Regions from separate parts of the Mus musculus genome. Here region 1 is linked to region 2. Evidence: chromatin loops called from intact Hi-C (ENCODE). Cell type or tissue: heart. All regions are shown on one strand. Links, peaks and the distances in the headings refer to the core of each region. The heading gives the core; the rest is flanking DNA.

Region 1 (5,376 bases), core at 97-5,096, 50 kb after region 2:
ACTGAGCTAAACCAAACCAGCTCTCAGAAGACAGCAGAGGTCAATTAGCTCCCAGAGTCTTTGGTCTGGAAATCCCTAATTAAGTCCCCACATGAAAGATGTTAGCAGTGTGCAGCACAATTAATAGTAATTAAGAGGACATGTCCCTGCCCTTCAGACACCAGGCAATTAAAATCAAGTCAGACACTTGACAGACTGATTTGGAACAATACATTCAGACCCCTTCTTTAGCTGATTCTGAACAGCGAGTGGTGTTCTATCTCTTCAGCTAACATGGCTCCTACCTCTGGAGGCTGTTCTTGGTCTTTGTGTGGTGACCAGGGCCTTTTCTCTGAAACCTTCTCATACGCCTTAATTGACGATGCCTCAAGTAGTCATCTTTTAGCTGAAAACAAAGCCTGTTCTTTCTGGCTGTTCTAACATATCCACCCCGATCCCACTCCCACCTCCCCAGAGCATCCATGAGCCCATGATCTTATCCAGCTGTGTTATGGAGCTTTAGAACAATAACATAACCCAGAGCTCAGCTGAACCCCAAGGATATCTTTTAACCTTCAGCTCTTAACAATTCTGCAGAGGATTCAAGGTTTGTTGATCAGCTTCAGGCTGACCAGAGCCTGTGGGACACACAGGCTCTCACTTAGAACAGCCAGGACACAGCCCTCCAAGAGAGGAGCAGCCCTCCGGGCTCAGTAAACTTTAGAACCCTGCTCCTGTTTATATCTAAGTGTATGCTTCCAGTTCCCCAAAGGGCAACTGTCTTGGAAAAGAACGTGTGTGTGTGTGTGCACGCGTGCGCGTGTGTGTGTGCGCCCACTCCTTCTGCTAACCCCAAAGAACACTTAAGAAAGAGCCCAGAAGAATTGTAACTATGCAGGAACAGGCTGTTCTTCAGCTTCTCAGGCTTCTAGAAAGCATAAAGCTGGAATGGAAAGTCAGCTTCTGTTGACCTTTTCCCAACGTGGCACTAGCTGTGTCCCGCAGTCTGGAAACAGCTTATCTGCCACACAAGTGCCAAAGCTCCTTATGGCTGGCTTTCAGGTTAACATCTGTCTTCTATCCTTGCTGAGGAAGGAACCTTATGGATGTATCATAACCTAAAAGCTCAGAGTAGCAGTGCCTTGACTTGTGCAGCACCTTCTCATTCTACGTAAGGCAACAGACCTCAAACTCTAGCTGCTTCTGTGAAAATGCAGAATTCTATCACCCCATTTAGCTAGTTGGCTTGAAAGAGTCTGGGGTACAGCCCAAATACTATTTTACAATTGGAACTCCACAACAACAAAACTAAAATACTTAATTAATAAAGATTTTTTAAAAATTGGGGGGATAGAGTACTTGCTCTATAGCCCAGGCTAGACTCAAACTTGTGATACTACTATCTCTGGAGTTCTGGGATTCAGGACCCGCTCTAACAGACTTGCCATGATTAAAGTTCTTATTTACAGGAAGAATCAACCAAGTTCTACACCAATACTTTTTAAAGGTGTGAGATGTCCTTTTGTGAGTTTAGTATCTTATCTTCATTGGAGACATTTACCTCTTGAAGCATCTGATAAGATTGTATACTGAATAATTAATATTTTCAGTAAAAGAAAAGTACATTCATAAATCTTGGTATTCAATTCTGCAAATACATTTTTAATGTCCGATATAAATCACTAACAGTTAAAAATGTCTAGATGGAGGAACAAGGATTAAGAGTGTGTGCGTGGAAAAGGGATACATTTTCAACGTGGAGCACCTAACTACAAAACAGTCAAAACCTGAACCCAGTTTGTTCCTTAGGAAAACAGAAGCCTGGCTGTACCTGGTAGGTGCAGTTCTTCTAATTCTATCACGGAACGGCTGCTGCTGTAATGGTCTCTGATCAGCTTCTGAAGGTCCTCAGGGGTCCCTGGTTTGGGCTCTGATTTTGCAAGAATATCAGAAATTTTCTTCTAAAACAAGAGAAGGGGGTGGGGGAGAGAAAGCAGAACACAGACTTTATAATGGCCTATGGTAGAGGTTCATTTTTCTGGCATTTAAATGGCATATAGCATTTAGTGATAGCTGAGAAAGAACTTGAGTTTTAAACAATCCCTCATGGGAAGCCTCATGACATAGTGAGTGCTTGAAAAATGAAGAGATGCTCTAGCGGGCTCCCTGTAATGTCTGGTTTGCATCTTTTAGACGTGAAAATTTTCCACTCAGCACAAAATGTTTTCTGTTAAAAGTCTTAGAAGTCTTGTTCTATGGAAACTTCTTTTTAACTCCTATACGATCTGTACACTCTTGAAAGAATGGGATTTGGAGAACTTCCGGTGCACCCTGTTTAGATGGCGAGCCCCAGGCTGGACTTCTGCAGATTAAGCTGAGCATGGGTGCCAACTGCAAAGTGGACATGACCACTGACTCTTCTGGTCTCGGAGACAAGCCGAAGGCCTCACAGAGACACAAGAAAACAGATGTCACATCTCTTTTGATATGGACTTCTTTGTATAGAACTTATTACATGCATGCAATACAGGGAAGCAGGATTATCCATGTTTATCATAAACTTCCTTATTTCCTTTTAATGTTTCTCCAAAGACCCAGAAAGAGACATTCCTCTCCACCCCTCTGCCCCAATGTTCTCATTTCTACAGCACTGTCAGAACTACTCAAGGTTCCATCAAAGGTGCTGACCTACCAGTGGCACCTTGGTTAGCACCCTAAGTTAACATGGCCTTAGCCAAGCTAAACTAGCTAGACCTCTGACCTCAAACCTCCAGAACCTAAGGGTGCCTAAGGTCCAGAAAGAGTGAGCAGTCAAGGTGAAGTGAAGGACTTCTCTAAAGGCCTGCCAGACCTCAGCCAATCTGGCACGTCCCACCTTCCTATTTGGCCATTTGTGAGAGAAGAAACCAGAGTGGCCTGCTCCTTTCTGAACGCCTGCTGTTGGACAGCTAATTGGCTGAGACCCTCCATTTCTCTCATCCCAAGCACTTCCTCCTGTGACCTCAGCAGCACACCCTGCTCGGCAGGAGGCAAACCACACTGCTGTGGTAGAAGGGAAAAGCTAACCAGAAAGTCTGTCCAGGAGCAAGAGGCTTCTCTGTGAGCAGAGACATCATTTAGGAGCAAGAGAGAGCGTCTGCCTTTAACTTATGGCCTGGACCAGAGTTAGAAATACACTAAGGTACCTTTGTGTGCTTGTTTTCTTCTCATTATTACTTGAGTGGAAGGTTTAAAAGACCAAATGAATGAGAAAAGGAGAGTGGTGATGGACTTGGACAAAAGCAGAGGGGTGAGCACAGGAGGCACTCCGGCTCCTTCTAGAAGTCTCAGTGAGAACCCAGCCCTGTGTTTCACAGGAGTGAAATGGCAGTCAGGAAAGTTTCATTTTAGTTCCCCAAAGAAAACTTACTTCTAGTGACCTGTGGAAAGTTCAAAGGATCTCGAATCACTGAACCTTACAGATCCAGAATCACTAAGTCAGGGACTGAAATAAATAGCTTCACGGAAGTACGACAGAGTAAAGTATCATGGATGCCACATGTGGCCACACCACTGTCACAAACTGTTGCTGGTACCTTCTTCCACTTCCTGGTCTTCCGAGAGTCCTCTGCTTTGGGTTCCTTTGTTTGTGTCAGGAAACACTCAGTGGGCTGTGAAGAAATATAAACAAGAGAGCTTTCATCTTTGCGGCAATGAAGTATCAGTGAGTGGCATGACTCCCAGAGCACCTTCTGCTCAGCATACCCTCCTCAGAGGACCTTGGGAACATTCCACCGAGATGCTGCACAGCCCACTGGAGCCCTTAGGCAGCAGCAGCTGAGGCGACAGAGTTTGAGAAAGTCACAAAGTGCAGATGATGTAAGGCCGGAAAAAAAAATCTTTGAACAGACATCAAAATGTGTGAGTGAATGAGTGTCTATGTGTGTTTGATGTGTGCAGATGATTAGAGATGGAAACCAAGGGCAGAAATAGATGTGTTTAAATGGTGATGTGGCAAGGCAGCCCTTGACTAGAGCAGCTGAAGTTTCCATGAGCTTCATGCAGAAGCCTGCGCTTTCCCGAGCGCCATTGTTTATAGTAGCCTCTCCTTCCCTCTTTTCAACAGCACAGAGAATCAGAAGGAGCATGTATTTACTTAGGCTTTCACGAAGCCAGCTGTACCTACGTAGTCATTTAAAGATGACTACAGAATGAACATTCCTGCTGATGCTCTGAATACAGGCTCCGCACTACAGCGTCAAGAGTGATTGATTTGCCAGAGGCCTTAACCCTAAGAACTGTGTATCGTTCCATGCTATTTTTAAAGTCAGTTTTGTTTTTTAAGGTAGAAAAGCAGGAAATTTTGACTAAGGCCTTGATTTATAAAACGGAATGTGCAGGTTCCACATGTATTAATCATAAGCAGCAAAATAAAATGTTTCCTGTGCTGGATGTTTATGCAACATTTCAAGCAGGTTGCCAAGTAAGATGCAAAGTGGAATTATTATGTTAGATTCATTCCAAGTAGAGAGTATCTGTTTAAATAGTCAGCCACCAGCTAGAGCAACCGTGTCTCTACTGTTCTGCTCAAAATGATCACAGATGAATCTTTCTAAGAAAAAGGGCAGATTGAAGCTGTTCACGGTGGCACATACCTTTGATCGCTGCACAAGAAGCAGAAGCAGAGGACCTCTGTGAGTTTGCGACCAGCTTGGTCTACATAGTGAGTTCCAGGACAGCCAGACTATAAAGTGAGACCTATCTCAAACAACAACAATAGCAACAATAATGACGACAACGACGACCACAACAACAGAACCCACAGATTAGGAATGCCTATAGCCTCAAGTCAAAGAGGGATATAATGACTGTAACTTAAGGCATTGGACCAATGACACAGTATTTGGATACTGTTTTAGGAAGTAGAGTAGATTTTAAAGGGTTGAGATTAAAATAACATGGCTATCATTAATCTTTAGCTTCTTTACAGTTTAAACAAAAAAACCTGTAAAGACTAATTGCCTTGCAGCTTAAGAAAATAAAGATACTGTCTCACTTACTTAGAAACTTAAGCTGTCTTGTGGATGTAGATTAATGTCAATTTAATGTTCGTACATTGCCAATAAGAAACTGGGCCAAGGCCACTAATATGTCACAGAAGATGCCAGATGGCCATAAGCATCCAATTATAGAACAAGGGAGCATTCAGCTCTTCTAAGCAAAGGTCTGGATGTAATTAGTTAAGCCCTTAAAGCATACACCAGACCCAGGCCTACAATCCGGCCCTTGTGAGGCCGAGGCAGGAAGGCTGCCATGAGGTTCCTGAATGAAAACGTGAAAGAAAAAGGAGGCCATGATGGCTCCTGAGGTATGGAGATGATCTGTACTGCAGAGATAAGGGAGAAAGCAGGCCAAGGG
Region 2 (5,376 bases), core at 302-5,301:
GTGACGGTTAATACTGACAGGTAACGTATTGGGACTTAGACTTGCTCAAGAGACGAACTTCCGGGAATAGCTGTGAGGAATTATCTACTTCAAATTGAGGAGGAAGATCCAAAATAAATGTGGGAAACACCATTCCAGGGGCTGGAGTCCCAGACTACACCAATGGCAAAAGCCAGCTGAGTACCAGCATGCATCTTTCTCTCTGATTTCTGACTCCTGATGGATGTGATGTGGCCAGCTGCCTCCGGCTCGCTCCGGCTCCGGCTCCGGCTCCGGCTCCGGCTCCGGCTCCGGCTCCGGCTCCGGCTCCGGCTCCGGCTCCGGCTCCGGCTCCGGCTCCGGCTCCGGCTCCGGCTCTTAAGCAAGTCTAAGTTCCAAGACGTTACCTGCCAGTATTAACCGTCACACCAGTCTTGTCATGGACGTCTTACTATTTGAATCCTACAGTCAAGCCTTCCCTGTCATGATGGAACTCTAAACCAAAATACCGCCGCCCCCCTCTCCCCCCCCCCCCCCGCCAAAAAAAAAAGTTGCTGCTGCTGCTTCATCTTCTTTTTTCTTTTTAAGTCTGGCTGCCCTAGAACTATGTAGACCAGGCTGGCCTCAAACTCACAGTGATCCACTTGACTCTGCCTCCTCACTGCTGGGATTAAAGATGGTGCACCATCAGGACCGTTTTCTAAATTGCTTCTTGCCAGGTGTTCGGTCACCCGTCACAAGGGGGTGAATAAGTAATGTAACTAGTGTGGTAGCTCGGGCTTGCAGTCTTAGCACAGGGATCCTGAAGGAGGAGGAGTATGAGTTCAAGGCCAGCCTGGACTGAGAGTGGGTTTGCGGCCAGCTATCATTTGTATTCCAGATAGTGTCGTTTTAGTATCAGTTTGTGTCCTCAACTGGCTCAATACAGTTTGAAGAATCAGTCATTCCTGATGCTTTTTCTTTTACTCAAAAATTATTTTATCGTGTACACTAGAGAGTTTATGTCACTAGAGCAGAGGCTGTGGACAACTCACATTTCCAGTTGGGTGGGAGTACCTACCCACTTTAGTCCTGTAGTGGCCAACCAGTGAATTCTGCTTTCTGTCAGAGTCAGGTGCATTTAGCATTCTTATCGTCTCTGTTCTTCTCAAGATGCTTTCAGGCCGGAACTGCTTTCTTAGTCAAACGGTCGAGGTCCCCTGGGAGATCGGGGGCGGGGGTGGGGGGTGGGGGGGGGAAGGCCTTTGGACTTCAGGATTCTTAAGATTTTACTACCAGTCACAAGACAGACCCGTGCCACACCGTGAGAGTTCCTCAGGCTCACACCTATTTGGGAGGGAGTCAGACCAGTTTGTAAATCCATTTCTTCACTTTAGCCACATGGACGCTGTGGCCGTGGGGCAGTGCTGACTGGGACAGGCCCTTCCTGGGAGCGTGCATGTGACCCATGATAGCGGAGGTCTCACTCCTAATGCTTTTTATCTTGGGTAACATGAAAGAAACTTGCTTTTTTGGTGTATTTTAGTTTGGATACTCGGGAGGTGGCTAAGCACTGCTTGGTCTAAACAGAAGAAGTTGGTTGTGACTCAGTTCTGTTGCTCAGCTCAACAGTTGGTCTTTGGAAGTCTATAACGTCATCCAGCCAGCCACCAGCCTGAGCCTGACTGGATGGCTAAAAGGACTCAGTTTTGGCTCACTTGCTCTTGCCTTGAGAGCAGACCCCCAGGGAACTCACCCACTCTGAGGTACAAGGACTCCAAACTGATTCTTAACACTTGGTCTAGAGTTCAAAAACATTTCTCATCTTTATTCCAAGAACATTTTACTGTACATATATTTTTTTATTTGCTCCTCCTCCCCCCCCCCCCACACACACTCTGGGAACCTCGTCATTTATCCTTGTAGTTAGGATTATATTGGATTCCATCAATCCAGCACTCCTCCTTGAGGTGGCTCAGGAACTCTTCAAGCTTTGCCAGGGATCTTTGGGTCTATCACTCCATTGTCTGCTGCTGCCTTCTGCTCTTCTTCTCTTTAAATCTGGACACCACCTCTACAGGAAATTCAGTTTACTCCTTTTCAGCATCAAGTGAATCGTCAGGATGGCAAAAGAGGCCAACAGCGTCAGTGCCCCCGTCACTGTGTAAGTCAGCCCCAAGAAAAGGCCTCCTCCCCCGATCCATGTCAGAGTGGAAAGGACAATGGACTTTTCTCCTTGGAACATGGTTACTGGAAAGTCTAAGAAGATCTGTTAAGGACCTGGCTCAGTATTTGTCATTTATACCATAGCATATGCAAACACACTAAATTAAGTTATATAAAATTGATCTTTTTCACAGACAAAAGAAAACCAACCCAGGTGATTATTCTGTTTCATGTGTTTCCACGCAGTCAAATAAAACTCTATCTTGCTAGAATAAAATTAGTCATAACAAGGCTCTCTTCAACATAGCTGTAGTGTAGAGAGAAGATGTGGACACAAATAGATCTGGGTGACTTGTCAATAGCTGGCTAGTGAACAGATAATCTAATTCCCTTTGATGAGTCCAAGGTAGCACAAAGGATAGAGACAGCGTTCGTTCACAGCAAACCTGAGGCTTTATTCGTGAACCAGAAGACTCAGAAAAGGCCAAGTTCCTTAACTGGATAAGGCTTGAGTCCCTTCAACAGAGAAAATTCCTTCCGAGGAGTAAGAACAATAAATAAAGCCTCAGGATGAACACAGAAACATTTTTTGGTGAGAACTCTAAATCTAAAAGCAGGGTGCTTGTCATGGTTTTGAAAAGTCAGTGTCCTGTTGCCTGTGAGAAAGTGTTTGAAGTGGGCTTGCTATGTAGCATTGTAATGATATCATCTTCATGGGGCTTGTGGCCTGAGGGTTTTGAACATCTGGTGCCTTTTGTAAATGAAACTAATAAACAAACAAAGCCTTCTCATAGCAACACAGACGACAGAGGCATTTCCCAGCCAAGCCCTTAAAGGGCTTCCAATCTCTTGGCAATGAACTATTTAAAGGCACAAGGAACTATGTTAGGAACAAACCTCTCTCTCTCTCTCTCTCTCTCTCTCTCTCTCTCTCTCTCTCTCTCTCTCTCTCCCTTCATTATCACTTGGTCTTTTATCTTCCAGTGCTGCCTTACCTGTGTTCTCTCCTAGATCAGCTGAAAGAGTCCTATCCTCACCTCCAGACCCCCCCTTTTCCCTTCCAGTAGGAGAGAGTGATGCTGCAGGCCAGGTTTACTTCTTAAGCCATCACACAGGGGGAGTGCAAGCAGGGGGTGACACTCAGCATTGAAGCTGTGTACAATCAGCTTCCAATCAGCGGCCAAGTGTGGCTGTTAGCAGAATCATGGAGGAGACTTAGCATGTCCAGAGAGGAGAATAGAAACAGTGTATCGCTTTTAGGGTATGGCTTCCTTTCGTCATTCCCATCCCAGACTCATTACAGCCAAGGGAGAGGGCAGCATTGTTCAGTCTGTGCCATCTCTCCTCTACTTTACTGTTATGGTCGACACAGGTCTGTGGGGTCAGGAGATTCAACTTGAGAGACAGTCACCAGGCAACGTTCTATCCCTGTTTTAAAGCAACCACTGCAAGAGAAAGCAAAGGTGGATAGGACAGGGATGTCAGTCAGCAGGGATCCCACAGAGGAGCAGCTCTACTTTCCCATTGGAGAGTTCTACAAACCTGCTCTAGGAGAGAGAAGAAATGGAGGAGAGAGAGAAGAAATTTCACACTGTGGTTTTCTATCCCGGGACTAGGGAGAGAGTTTAGGGGAAGAACATTTGCTCAGTCCTGGGGGAAAAGAGAAACAGGAGTTTCTCATTCAACCTCACTGGGAGCTAGGGAGACTACACAAGTGAACAGTCCGTGTGGAGCAGCTCTGGCCTGCTGGGTGTCCTCTAGAACAATCTCAGCCAGTAACCCTGGCATGCTGTAAGAGGTGCGCGTGCTTAACTGGGTGGCTGATTCAAAGCTGAGTGTGAGCCTGCCTAAGAAATCTACCTGCTTTGGAGACATGAGCTCTGAAGACCACAGTTAATATAAATTACGTGTAAATTTATAACTTCTTAAAGATAAGGCTTAGTTACACTTTATAGTTAAATCTACGTTTTTTTTTTTTTAAATCAAGAGTCACATTTGTATTTTTGAATTTGAAGGGAAAAAAAATCACAATCTGTTATTCAAACATATGTCTCCTAACTTGGCCCATATGTCTGTTACTAAGACATCAACTCCCACTGGCTGGCTCTGATCCGAAGAGAGGAAGAGTACACATGTGGAGCGCACAGCTCACAGCATTCCTGGCAGGGCCTGAGCCAAGCTGTCCGTAGCCACACAGTGAAGTCTTCATCGAGCAAGCCATTGCTTGCTGGCTCGTCTGTATCTGGTTCATAGGTAGGGTTGGCCACGGACAGAAGCTTCACCCTTCCTGGGGTGGTAAGCGGGGGAGATGGGTTTCCTTCGCTCTAACACACTTCTGTCTAAAAGTTCTATCGTCTCTGTCAGTTTCTGCTATTCCAGTCTACCCTCCAAGTGTACTCTTACTATCCCCTCCCCTCTAATTTCTTAACTCCCTCATCTCATTCCACTCTATACGACAGTGCCTTACCCCAATGCTTTAGATGTCTAGGCTCTACCATTTATTGGTCTTTCTTGAGGACAAATTATTCCTCTATTTAACCATACCTGACAGTGCTACTGGCTGCTGGTCCTTAAAAAAACAAAACAAAACACCAAAAGACATATTAAGTATCTAATCCGGACACAGTTACATGATGATATTTGATAGTGGACCCTGTATTTGCCACTTCTGCACACTGTTTTGGCTGAAGGTATTTGAAAGTCATTAAGGACAAGGAGGACACACTCCCCTTCCACTCTCTCCTGAAAATGTAGCGGGAGATGACAAATGGCCTCAGACATGTGAAGACAGACTTTCAGTCAGGTGTGGGGATAAACATCTTTAATCTTAGCACTTGGGAGACAGAGGCAAGAGGTTAGGGCCAGCCTGGTCTACAGAGGGAGTTCTAGGACAGCCAGGGTTACATAGTGAGACTCTGTCACAAAAAAAAAAAAAGAAAGAAAAAAAAGAAGGAAGTAAGGAAGGAAGGAAGGAAGGAAGGAAAGAAAGAAAGAACGAAAGAAAGAAAGAAAAGGAAAGGAAAGAAAAGAAGGAAGGAAGAAAAAGGAAGGAAAAAAGAAAGGGAAGGAAGGAAAAAAGGAATTTAAACAAAGAAGTAAGGAAGAAATATTGTTGCCATCAGGAATCTGCACAAACAAATTTGGTCACACCAACCCTCAGGTGTTCTTCCACAATTGATAACTCCTTTTAAAACCAGTATGTAATGTACCCAGTCATCACTTCTTTGGGGCTCCTTTTCTTGGGAGGGTTCC

The links. A loop is a pair of places that touch in the nucleus more often than their neighbours do. Peaks named below come from ENCODE experiments on the same cell type or tissue, not always from the same donor. Only the 100,000 strongest peaks of a DNase experiment are listed, where the experiment ranks them.
Region 1: a loop joins it to region 2, with 1.8 times the contacts of the local background. A loop is called at or near these places in 4 of 42 quality-filtered maps.

Annotation. Positions count from the first base shown.
Region 1 is chr16:57,314,352-57,319,727 of GRCm38, forward strand. Cmss1 (cms small ribosomal subunit 1) reads right to left here. Exons shown (of 10, transcript NM_025599.3): 3 at 3,555-3,629; 4 at 1,811-1,940. Among named protein-coding and RNA genes, the nearest start is that of 4921517D16Rik, 15 kb to the right of the region's middle. In heart, for the core only: no CTCF peak of the experiment used is centred there; no DNase peak of the experiment used is centred there; H3K27ac peaks cover 689 bases.
Region 2 is chr16:57,264,378-57,269,753 of GRCm38, forward strand. Tmem30c (transmembrane protein 30C) reads right to left here. Exons shown (of 8, transcript NM_027651.1): 8 at 1,762-2,217. The coding sequence ends at 2,033. Among named protein-coding and RNA genes, the nearest start is that of Gm26800, 12 kb to the right of the region's middle. In heart, for the core only: no CTCF peak of the experiment used is centred there; DNase peaks (open chromatin) are centred at 2,914 and 3,894; H3K27ac peaks cover 677 bases.